Regions from separate parts of the Homo sapiens genome. Here region 2 is linked to region 1. A link is a loop called in an ENCODE intact Hi-C map of the cell type or tissue named here. Cell type or tissue: CD14-positive monocyte. All regions are shown on one strand. Links, peaks and the distances in the headings refer to the core of each region. The heading gives the core; the rest is flanking DNA. Region 1 has its middle 15 kb from the start of CCR1. Region 2 overlaps CCR2 (C-C motif chemokine receptor 2).

Region 1 (5,384 bases), core at 242-5,241:
ATGCTTAACTGTTTTTTGACAAAGGTGTAAAGCCATTAAATGGAGGGATAGTCTTTTCAAAAAATGGTGCTTGAGGAATTGTACATTCGTAGATAAACCAAAAAACAAAATGACCCTCAGCCTAAACCTCACACCTTATACAAGAAGTAACTCAAAAATGCAAACAACATATCTAACAAAATATTTGTTTAGAATATAAAGCATTCTCAAAACTCAAAAGCAAAAAAGCAAAAATTCCAATTAGAAAATGGTCAAAGATATGCACAGACATATCACTGAAGAGGATATACAGATAACCACTAAGCACATACAGAGATGTTCAATATCATTAGTCTTTAGGGAAATGCAAATTAAAACTACCATGAGATGTTACTACATACCTATCAGAATGGCTGAAATAAAGAATAGTAAAACAAACACTGGCAAGGATGCAGAGAAAATGAATCACTCATACTTTGCAGCTGGGAACATAAAATAATACAGCCATTATGAAAAAGAGCATGGCACTTTCTTACAAAACTAAATTCGTGCTTACAATACAACCCAGCAATTGTAGCTGGGTAATCCCGAGTAGCTGGGATTACAGGCAGGTGCCACCATGCCATGGACAATTTACCTAAAAAATGTTCAAAGATTTAAAGATTGAGATGGTAAGATGCCTAATGAGTTAATGCCTAAATCTTAAGTTTTTGCATGTGCACATACCCATGTAACCACCAGTCAAGACATTACTAGAACCCCAGAATGTTCCCTAGCACTTCTTCCCAGTCAGTACCCACCTCCATAGAGGTCATGTCTATTTTATTTCTATCACTGCTGATCAGTTTTGACCATTATTGAATTCATTATAAATGAGGTTATGTAGCATGCAGTAGCAATAGTTTGGTCTTTTATATTACTATATATAGTATTCTCTCATATGACTAATTTATCTGTTTTACTACTGATAAGAATTTTGGACTATCAGTTTGAGACTATTATGAATAAAGTTACTAACAACATTCTTGAACACATCTTTTGGGTTTATGTGCACTTCTCTTGGGTATTTACCTGGAAGTAGAATTGCTGGGTCACAGGGAAAGCACATGTTTAGCTTTACATACTGCTAAACAATTTTTCAAGTGGTTGTACCAATTTATACTTGCACCAGCATGGTGTGAGAGTTCTCATTGCCTCATAACCTTTTTAATACTTGGTATTGTCTATTGTCAGGGTTTGTTTTTTGTTGTTGATGGCTTTTTTTTTTTTTTTTTTTTTGACAGAGTCTTGCTCTGTTGCCCAGGCTGGAGTGCAGTGGCATGATCTCGGCTCACTGCAACCTCCGTCTCCCAGGCTCAAGCAATTCTGCTGCCTCAGTCTCCCAAGTAGCTGGGATTACAGGTGTGTGCCACGATGCCTGGCTAATTTTTGTATTTTTAGTAGAGACAGGGTTTCACCATGTTGGCCAGGATATCTCAAACTCCTCACCTCAGGTAATCTGCCCGCCTCAGCCTCCCAAAGTGCTGGGATTACAGGTGTGAGCCACCGTGCCCAGCTAATTTTTGTATTTTTATTAGAGATGGGGTTTCACCATGTTGGTGTTAGCCAGGCTGGTCCTGAACTCCTGGCCTCAGGTAATCTGCCTGCCTCAGCCTCCCAAAGTGCTGGGATTACAGGTGTGAGCCACCGTGCCTGGCCCAGGGTTTGGTTTTTTGTTGATGTTGTTTTGCGTTTTTTTCATTTTAGCCATTCTGGTGGTTATGTGCTGCTGTCTCATTGGTTCGTCTCATTAAAACCAGTGGTTTTAATTTGCATTTCTCAAATGATTAGTGATGCAGAGCACATTTTCACATACATGTTAGTTATTTGGATATCCTCATCTATGAAGTTTCTAATCAAGTCTTTTGCCTATTTAAAAAACAAGAGGCCATTGGTCCTTTTCTTATTAACTGGCAGGAGTATTTAATCGATTTTGTATATGCATCCCTTTATTTGAAAGAGCTCTCCCTGAGCTGTTTCTGGCTGTGGGCACTCATGCTGCTTTCTACCCAGCTCCTGGCACACCCTGATCACACCCGATGGAGACTCTATTTACCGACACCTCTGGGCTTATGTTTCTGAACCTGCTCAAGTCATCCACTGTCCTCTAGTACCTCTATCCATGTCCCATACCTGCACCAGCACCCTGTCCGTGGCCAAGTTTCAGGCAAGCCATGGGATCTAAAATGTCTCTCTCCCTTCTTTGTCAGGAGCCAAAAGAATTCTTGCTTCCTGAAACTGAGGCAGGCTGAAAGGGAAAACAGATTGATACAAGTGACACGTGATAATGTCACTCTGAATAAAAGAGGTCAAACTGTACTTATCAATAGTCACACATACATACATGCACACACACACCTGCATGCATGTACACAACATGCATGCACACACACAAGCATCAACTTTAATCAGCAAGTCCTTACACTGACCACCTCTTATATATATGCATCTCAGTGCTGGGTACTGTGGAAAACATATGAAAAAGGATTGGGCATGGGCCCAGCAGCTGAGAAGCTTACAATTTAGCTGGAGAGAAAAGATGTAATACAGATAACATGATATAAAATGCTGTGTATTAGACTGTATGTAAGCCCAGACTCAAAAGAGATTTTATTTGTTTGTTTGTTTGTTTTCAAGACAGAGTCTTGCTCTGTCACCCAGGCTGGAGTGCAGTGGCACGATCTCGGCTCACTGCAACCTCCACATCCTGGGCTCAAGCAGTTCTCCTCCCTCTGCTGGGATTACAGATGTCCACCACCACACCCAGCTAATTTTTGTATTTTTAGTAGAGACAGGGTTTCACCACATTGGCCAGGCTGGTCTCGAACTCCTGACCTCATGATCCACCCACCTCAGCCTCCCAAAGTGTTAGGATTACAGGCGTGAGCCAACACACCTGGCCTCAAAAGAGTTTTAAAACTTGGCATGCAAGACTGTAAGTGTTAACTTGGGCTGGACCTGGACAGGGAGTTTTTAGAGCACTTCCTTAATATACTTTCTCCTTCCCCTTTTTAGCATGAAGGGTTTCTTGACAATTTTCTTGCACATAGGAGACATTCAACAGATGTTTACCAGTTTGACTGAGGCATAGGATGAGGAAATAAATAGCCACGTAGCTCCCATCGGCTGAACATTTACCAAGTGCCAGACACATATTGAATCATATTTAATTATTGCAACAATCCTGAGAAAGAAATATTACTCTCACTATTTTAAACGTGGGGAAGCTGAGGTTCTGACAAGCGGTAAATAAAAATGCCCAAGGTGGCATGGCTGGCATCTGAGGGCTGTGCCAGGTCTGGTGTGCTGGAGGACTTGCTGCCTGTGGCAAGGTGCTGCCATTGTCTGTTGCTTGAACAAGGTGAGGAGCGCAGCATGCCTGGCCATGCATGATGTCTGAAGTTAGAGCCCAGGACCTAGGGCACTAGATCTGTGGGGTGGGGCCCTGAAAGATTAAGGGACTCTGGAGGTTTTTCTCCTGAGTTCTCTACTAGCCTGGCAGTACCCTTCAAGAAGAATCCTAGGGCTTCCTGATAGGTAGCTTCAGAGGCAAGGCAGCAGCAAGAGGGCGACAAATTAAATAAGAGAAAGTAACGCAACCAGGCTGCCTGTCAGCCCCTGTAACTTCTCCAGATTATCATACTGGACCCATCACTTGCCCAGTCTAGCTAGAAGTTCATCTATCCCCATGAAACCCCCATCTCCCCACCTCCACCATGGCCATCCAGGAATGCCCTAGGTGTGCCATACTCTGTGGCTGCTGTGTTGATATGGATTGGTGGTGTGGCATGATACATGGTCCTGCTTCCTCTGTCTCACTGCTCTGAAACAGGAATTCAGACATGGGTCCTTTGATGTGGAGAGTGTCACGCCTTATTGTCCTAGAGAGTGGGACAGCCTGGGAGGCCTGCCTATCTGACCTTCAGGGCTCCTGCCCAGTCCTCAGGGGGAATCTTCAGTGCCAGTTTGTGTGGAGGAAGCCTGTGGGAAATTGTGTGGACAGCAGTGGCAAGAGAGGGGCTGGGGAGGGACTAGGGGGCACACGGGAAGAGGAAAGGCAGGCAGAGCTAAGTGAGGGGTGGCGGCCAGTCAGGGGCCCAGACACACTCCTTCATGGACCCCCTTCTTTGTCTTCAGTGGTCTTGGGTAGGTCTGCTTTGCAAGGGGCAAAAGAACACAGGATGATCCTTTGGAAGAAGTGAATGTGCATTTCAACAACCGGAAACCTGCCAGGGGTTCTTGGAGGAAAGCAAGCTCAAAAATGAAGGCTTAAGCAAAACAAAATAGCCCACCCCGCAGAATAACCCACAGAGGGAAAAGGAAGACAGGAATAAGACTAAAAGTCTAGAAAAGGGAAGTGCAAATTGGGTTCAAGATGCCTCAACTGCAGGCAGAGCCGTGTGGTTTGAACTGTTTGTGTGACTTGAAACATAGCCCAGCCAAGGTCAGGACCTCTCTTTGTGAAGGATTGGGCTGCGGGGGGCATGTGAGGGGTGCATCTTGCATGTGCAGGAATACCCCTACAACTAGGGAATCAGGCCCCAGCTGCTAGTGGGAAGAGCAGATATTCAAGTAAAAGCTATTTCTGCTGAAACCAAAGATTTATATAAACTCAGATACAGTATTTGTTGCTGTTGTCAGATCCATTTGTCCTTGAAGACTTAAGATGAAAGAAATGCAAACATCTTCCCTGTACATTCATGGCCTATAGGTACTCTGCAATGGTGTGCTGGTAAATGTTAACAACCAGCTTTCTGGAGGAAGAATCAAAACAGGCACAACATGCCTGATATAATAGCATCAATTTCCAGTTTCCTTGGTGTAAATACTCTCCGTGGCCAAGTTCAAGTTGTGAACTTAATATCACTAAGGCGAAGGTGGGTCTAACAGAGTTTAGGTAACCATAATAACAGAGTTTGTTGAGTTTACATTATTTGCTAAATTCTTCATGTGCATCATTTTATTTTATTATTTCAATAGTTTTTGGGGAACACGTGGTGTTTGGTTACATGGATAAGTTCCTTAGGTGTGATTTCTGAGATTTTGGTACCCCCATCACCTAAGCAGTGTACACTGCACCCAGCGTGTAGTCTTTAATCCCTTGTCTCTTTCCCACCCTTCCGTCTAAGTCTCCAGAGTCCATTATGTCATTCTGATGCCTTTATATCCTCACAGCATAGCTTCCACTTATAGGTGAGACCATAGGATGTTTGGTTTTCCACTCCTGAGTTACTTCACTTGGAATAATGGTCTCCAACTCCATCCAGGTTGCTGGGAATGACATTATTTTGTTCCTTTTTGTGGCTGAGTAGAATTCCATGGTATATGTATATCACATTTTCTTTATCCACTCGTTAGTTGACGGA
Region 2 (5,384 bases), core at 329-5,328, 140 kb before region 1:
TATTATTGTGTCTTGGGCTGGGCACAGTGGCTCATGCCTGTAATCCCAGCCCTTTGGGAAGCTGAGGCAGGTGGATTGTTTGAGTCTAGGAGTTTAAGGCCAGCCTGGGCAACATGGCAAAACCCTGTCTCTCCTAAAAATACAAAAAAAAAATTAGCCGGGTGTGATGGTGCACACCTGTAGTCCCAGCTTGGGAGGCTGAAGTGGGAGAATCACCTGAGCCTGGGGAGGCAGAGGTTGCAGTGAGCTGAAATCACATCATTGCACTCCAGCCTGGGCAATCAGAGTGCGACTCTGCCTCAAAAAAAAAATATATATATATATATATATAATTGTTATAAATATATATATATATAATTGTTATATATACATTATTGTGTCTCAGGAACAGGCAGTCCATGGAGCAGTCAGAACACACACAACATTTATTGATTGTTTGCCATCTTACATGGGTGCACTTCATGGTGCCCCAAAACAACTACAATAGTGACATCAAAGATCACTGATCACAGATTACCATAACAGATATAGAAATAATGACAAAGTTTGAAATATTGGGAGAATTACCAAAATGTGACACAGAGATGTAAAACAAGCACATGCTGTTGGAAAAACAGCACCAATAGACTTGCTCGAGGCAGGGTTGCCACAAACCTTCAATTTGTAAACAACAACAACAACAACAAAAACAATATCTGTAAAGCACAATAAGACAAGGTATGTCTATATTTGCCCTTTTTCCTAACACTCCTCTCCCACTTCTCAATGCTAGTCCATGCCTAGAAGAGGGAGGTACAAGAATTCCCCACAAGGTAGACCACTAGGCACGTGCTGTGGAGGATGGAGCAGGAGGGGACATAGGGACAGAATGCACCCCCTCCTCTAGGCAGGGCCCTCCAGAATCCAGTCAACCCTAAGGCCCCATTGAAACAATGACTGGAGAGAAATGAAATAATTTCATATTGTGAGCTGATTACATTAGGATGTGTTATAAGGGATAGTATGAAATAAGATGTTAGTCCATGCCCTTACCCTTGCTTGCTGAGCTGCTGGGCCTGCAGAGCCTTTCAGGTGCTGGGAGGGAGAGGTTTTTCCCAGCATAACCCTCGGCTCACATCTCACTGTGGCTCCAGGCTGGGGCTGCCAAGGCCGGACCTTGCATTACAGGACTCTGTTTACACACACACACACACACACACACACACACACACACACACACACACAGAGTGCCGAAGTGGCAATGTCTGAAGAAATTTCCAGCCTCATTCCTCCCATGCCTGGAACCAATCTCTTCTCCTCAATTCATGCACTGTCTTCCAGAGGTCAGCTCACCAGCCCATACTCCTTCTGTCACAGTGTGGCCCCTCTGGGTGGCCCTTGGTGGTTTTTCCTGTGGGCTAATCTCACCTGAAGCCTTTTCAATTTGTCAGGGAAGTTTTCATAATGAGCAAAAACAAAAGAGGAAGGAAGGATGGGCTCTTGAAGGTTTACTTTCTGGAGGCTTCGGGGCCTCTTTGCAAAATGCTCCAACCTCCCCAGCTGCTGGGGATATCACAGATCAAGGGAGGTGGCATGGGGTGGGCTATGCCAAGACCCTTCCTTACCAAAAAGTCTTCAGACACTCATCCCTCAGAATGATGATGAGGGATCATCATCTTCCACCTGCTTAACTCGAACAGCCTACTCAAATGTCCCCAGAATAAACGAGACTTGAGGATTCCACTTTAGAAAGAGAGATGGTTGGCATTTTTTTTTTTTTTGAGATGGAGTCTGGCTCTGTTGCCCAGGCTGGAGTGCAGTGGCCCGATCTCGGCTCACTGCAAGCTCCGCCTCCTGGATTCATGCCATTCTCCTGCCTCAGCCTCCCGGATGGCTGGCAATTTTTAAATGGCAGTTTCTTTGGCAGCAATAAAATCCTGCTGTGGCTGTTATTCCTATGATGCAAGACTGTCATTGCATTAGTCACTCTGTCCTCCAGGCTCTCAGCACTTTTCACAGATGCCTCTGTTCCTGCTCTGCACAGCGCACTGTGACTGTGCACAGGACCTTCTCTACCCCTCCCACTCCACAGCTGGCCCTGGACTTGGAGGTGTAAAGGACACTGGCATTAACATCTGTCTTTCTGTTTCCAACCCAGTCTGGCATAGGTAGACCCTCCGGGATGCTTGTCATATTGAATTCCATGATTGAAAATAAATGGATAGTTTTCCAGATTCTATATATGAAGTCACTATATACCACATGTCTTAATCGGTTTTTGTGCTTCTTAACAAACAACCCCTAAAACTCAGTGGCTTATCACAGCAAACACAGACTTCTTGCTCATGTTATATGTGGCTGCAGCTCCCTGTGTCTTCTCATTCACCAGGGCGCACGGGCTGACGGGTGTGATCTGGAATGGGCCTTCCTGTGGCTGAGCAAGAGGCTCCGCTTGGATGAGGCAGATGTCACTTCTGCTCACATTCCAGCAGCAGAGCCAGTGGTGGAGGGCGTGGGGTGTGTGGCCTGTAGGGCGCACTGCAAGTCACACCACAAGGGCAGGTGTGTGTAATCACACAGGGGAAGAAGTGAAAAGTTGTGAACACAACACAATCTTCCACACCACAGTGTAAAAAAACAGCCAGTTGTTTTTAAATCTTTTATCAACATAGTTATAGCATTGATTTATTTTCCAAATCATAGTTGTTAAAAACAGTATTTACATTTCATCACCATCAACTTAACATTTTATGCATTCATTAGGATCATACAAATATATGAAGGTGAAAGTTCTGCTCTGTCCCCACTTCTTTCTGAAACCTTCTTTAGCCATGTGGCCTGAAAGTAGAGCCATAGTCCAGCTTGGGAGTCTAGTTCCCAAGTTGCCTGGTTCTAGAAGCCCAGTGTTTCTTGCTTGCATCAGATCAGAAACACACTGGGCAACATAAGAACATTCTTAACTTGGCTCGACTAAGAGGAAAGTCTTTGCTTACTTCAGGGAGCTTCTCCACCTTCCATTCTTTACCAATAGGGTTTAAAAGCTTTGATTAGAAGCCAACTTGATTTAGGAGTTCCCACTGGCAAAATAGGGAACAATATGAGCATCAAGGACATCTGCGAAGCACTGAAACACTCGAATGTGATTAAACGCATGACTTCATAATGATACAAAACAAAACACAAAAGGCTTTTGGCAGCAAGCCTGAGAGAATGGAGATCCAGCTGAGATGACAGCGATGGAGCGTATACTGTGATTCAAACGACATCATTACTTAGATGCTGCATGCACATAGGCTAATGTGCCCACAGATCACACACTTCCAACTCCTGCCAATCAACAACTATTGGGTTGACTCAGCAGTCTCCCAAACATACCACCTGCTCAAAATTCTTAAGCTCAAAGCTAGAATTATCTCTGTGACTAATACAGCATTTTCACGTTTGACATGATAGTAACTCAAACTAACTCTTTACCACATTTACAAGTTGCAGTTTTCAGCTTTAATTTTATTTTTACTATTTAAAAAAAGTCTGAACTCTATGCCTGTATTCAAAAATGAGGAACTGGAAGGTAGTTTGGAAAATACTGTTTTCCAACCCAGCTGGAGTCTCTCTCCTCTCAGCCTTCCTGCCTGGTAACGTAGACACCAAGATTCACACTGTGAATCACACATCTGTGAAGCCAGACGTGTGATTTCCAAAGCAGAGATCTGTCATTTCTGTCTCTAGGCTCCTTCTTTGTCCTGAAGACTGGCTTCAGGGGCTCTGCCAATTGACTTTCCTTTTCCACGACCATCGAGGAGTCCTTGTGTAGTCACTTTCACATTCTTTCCTGGTCTCACTCCTGGACCTCCACACACTGGTTTTTGGAGTGGGGCAATCCTACAGCCAAGAGCTATGTGAAAAAGGCTGTGGGGAAAAGAGAAGAGTGAGGGGAGTGGCAAGGCAGGGAAAAGCAAGCACAAAACAAACCAGCTCAGATCCAGACAAGAAGCTTTACTGGGTTCTGATGCAGCCTTCCTGGCTCTCTCCACTTAGTTGATTTCGGAAATAGTTCTGCAGTGGTTCCACACGATCCCCGTCCTTTGCTCCTGGTGAAGGAACTCATCATTCTCCACCCCCTTCTCATAATCACTACCTCCTGGAGAGATCAAGCAAGAGCCTATATATATTGCATATACATATATTAGCATATCATAGATAATGCATCTTTTATAAACAAAAATTTTCTGAATTTTTAGACAGGGGGATGTGGCCTAAGAAGCATCTGAACAATGGAGCATGATATTTCATAGATTTCAAATGTAAGGTGCATGGGTGCCATAGATAAACTGTAATAAAGCAAAAATATGTCATGCACTTATGCAAAAGAGAATCATCGGACTCCACCAAAACTCCCAGGTTATTGCAGTTCCCAAACTCTCCCTGACCTGGTGAACCCTTCAAGGTTAAATACACGTGGCAGATGGGGCTAAGGACCAGTATCATCTCCTGGCTGAATGCGTGAGCCCTTTGCTCACCTTTGTCTTTGTCCAGGCTCAGCCATGCTCATGTCTCCCTCCTTCTCCTCTCAGCCCTGACCCCACTATCCCTCACTCCCATTCATCTGTGCCTGTCACATTCTCTTCTTCACCTCCAGCTGGCCCTTGATTTCAAGACATTGACAGAATCAGAGATTGAGTGAAGAAATTATGAAGACTAGAAAAAGAGGATTAGCACAAGGTAATGAGGCATTTTTCAGGAGCTGAGATGAGCTTTCTGGAGAGTCAAAGTCTCTACCCACAGTTTTTCTGGATTATTCCCTGAGCACATGTTGGATATGCATTGGGTGACATAGTCTGTATTAGTACACACAGCCCTGAGGTTCCTGGGCACCTGCTTTACAGGTTTCTATTGTTCAACAAACCCTTGAAGTTTGTTGTTATATACAGATTGTTATCTCCCTTTATAAACAACAATCAAACTGCTCCTCGTTTTATAAACCAGCCGAGACTTCCTGCTCCCCAGTGGAAGGCGTGTTTGTTGAAGTCACTCCATCCACTGTCTCCCTGTAGAAAACTGGACATTGTTTGCAGAAGCGCTTGGTGATGTGCTTTCGGAAGAACACCGAGAGATACCTTCTGAACTTCTCCCCAACGAAGGCATAGATGATGGGATTGATGCAGCAGTGAGTCATCCCAAGAGTCTCTGTCACCTGCGTGGCTTGGTCCAGTTGACTGGTGCTTTCACAGTTACTCAGGCCGAAGAATTCCTGGAAGGTGTTCAGGAGAATGACAATATTATAGGGAGTCCAGAAGAGAAAGTAAACAATCATGATGGTGAAGATGACTCTCACTGCCCTATGCCTCTTCTTCTCGTTTCGACACCGAAGCAGGGTTTTCAGGATTCCCGAGTAGCAGATGACC

The links. Peaks named below come from ENCODE experiments on the same cell type or tissue, not always from the same donor. Only the 100,000 strongest peaks of a DNase experiment are listed, where the experiment ranks them.
Region 2: a loop joins it to region 1, with 2.9 times the contacts of the local background. A loop is called at or near these places in 21 of 110 quality-filtered maps.

The regions. Positions count from the first base shown.
Region 1 is chr3:46,220,608-46,225,991 of GRCh38, reverse strand. It overlaps a transcript of CCR3 not described here. Among named protein-coding and RNA genes, the nearest start is that of CCR1, 15 kb to the right of the region's middle. RefSeq lists an enhancer at 4,155-4,324. In CD14-positive monocyte, for the core only: no CTCF peak of the experiment used is centred there; DNase peaks (open chromatin) are centred at 3,071, 3,841 and 4,401; H3K4me3 peaks cover 2,357 bases; H3K27ac peaks cover 3,457 bases.
Region 2 is chr3:46,358,181-46,363,564 of GRCh38, reverse strand. CCR2 (C-C motif chemokine receptor 2) reads right to left here. Exons shown (of 2, transcript NM_001123396.4): 2 at 2,625-5,384. The coding sequence ends at 4,955. Among named protein-coding and RNA genes, the nearest start is that of CCR2, 6.8 kb to the right of the region's middle. In CD14-positive monocyte, for the core only: a CTCF peak has its summit at 2,485; DNase peaks (open chromatin) are centred at 1,984, 2,454 and 3,634; H3K4me3 peaks cover 4,256 bases; H3K27ac peaks cover 4,825 bases.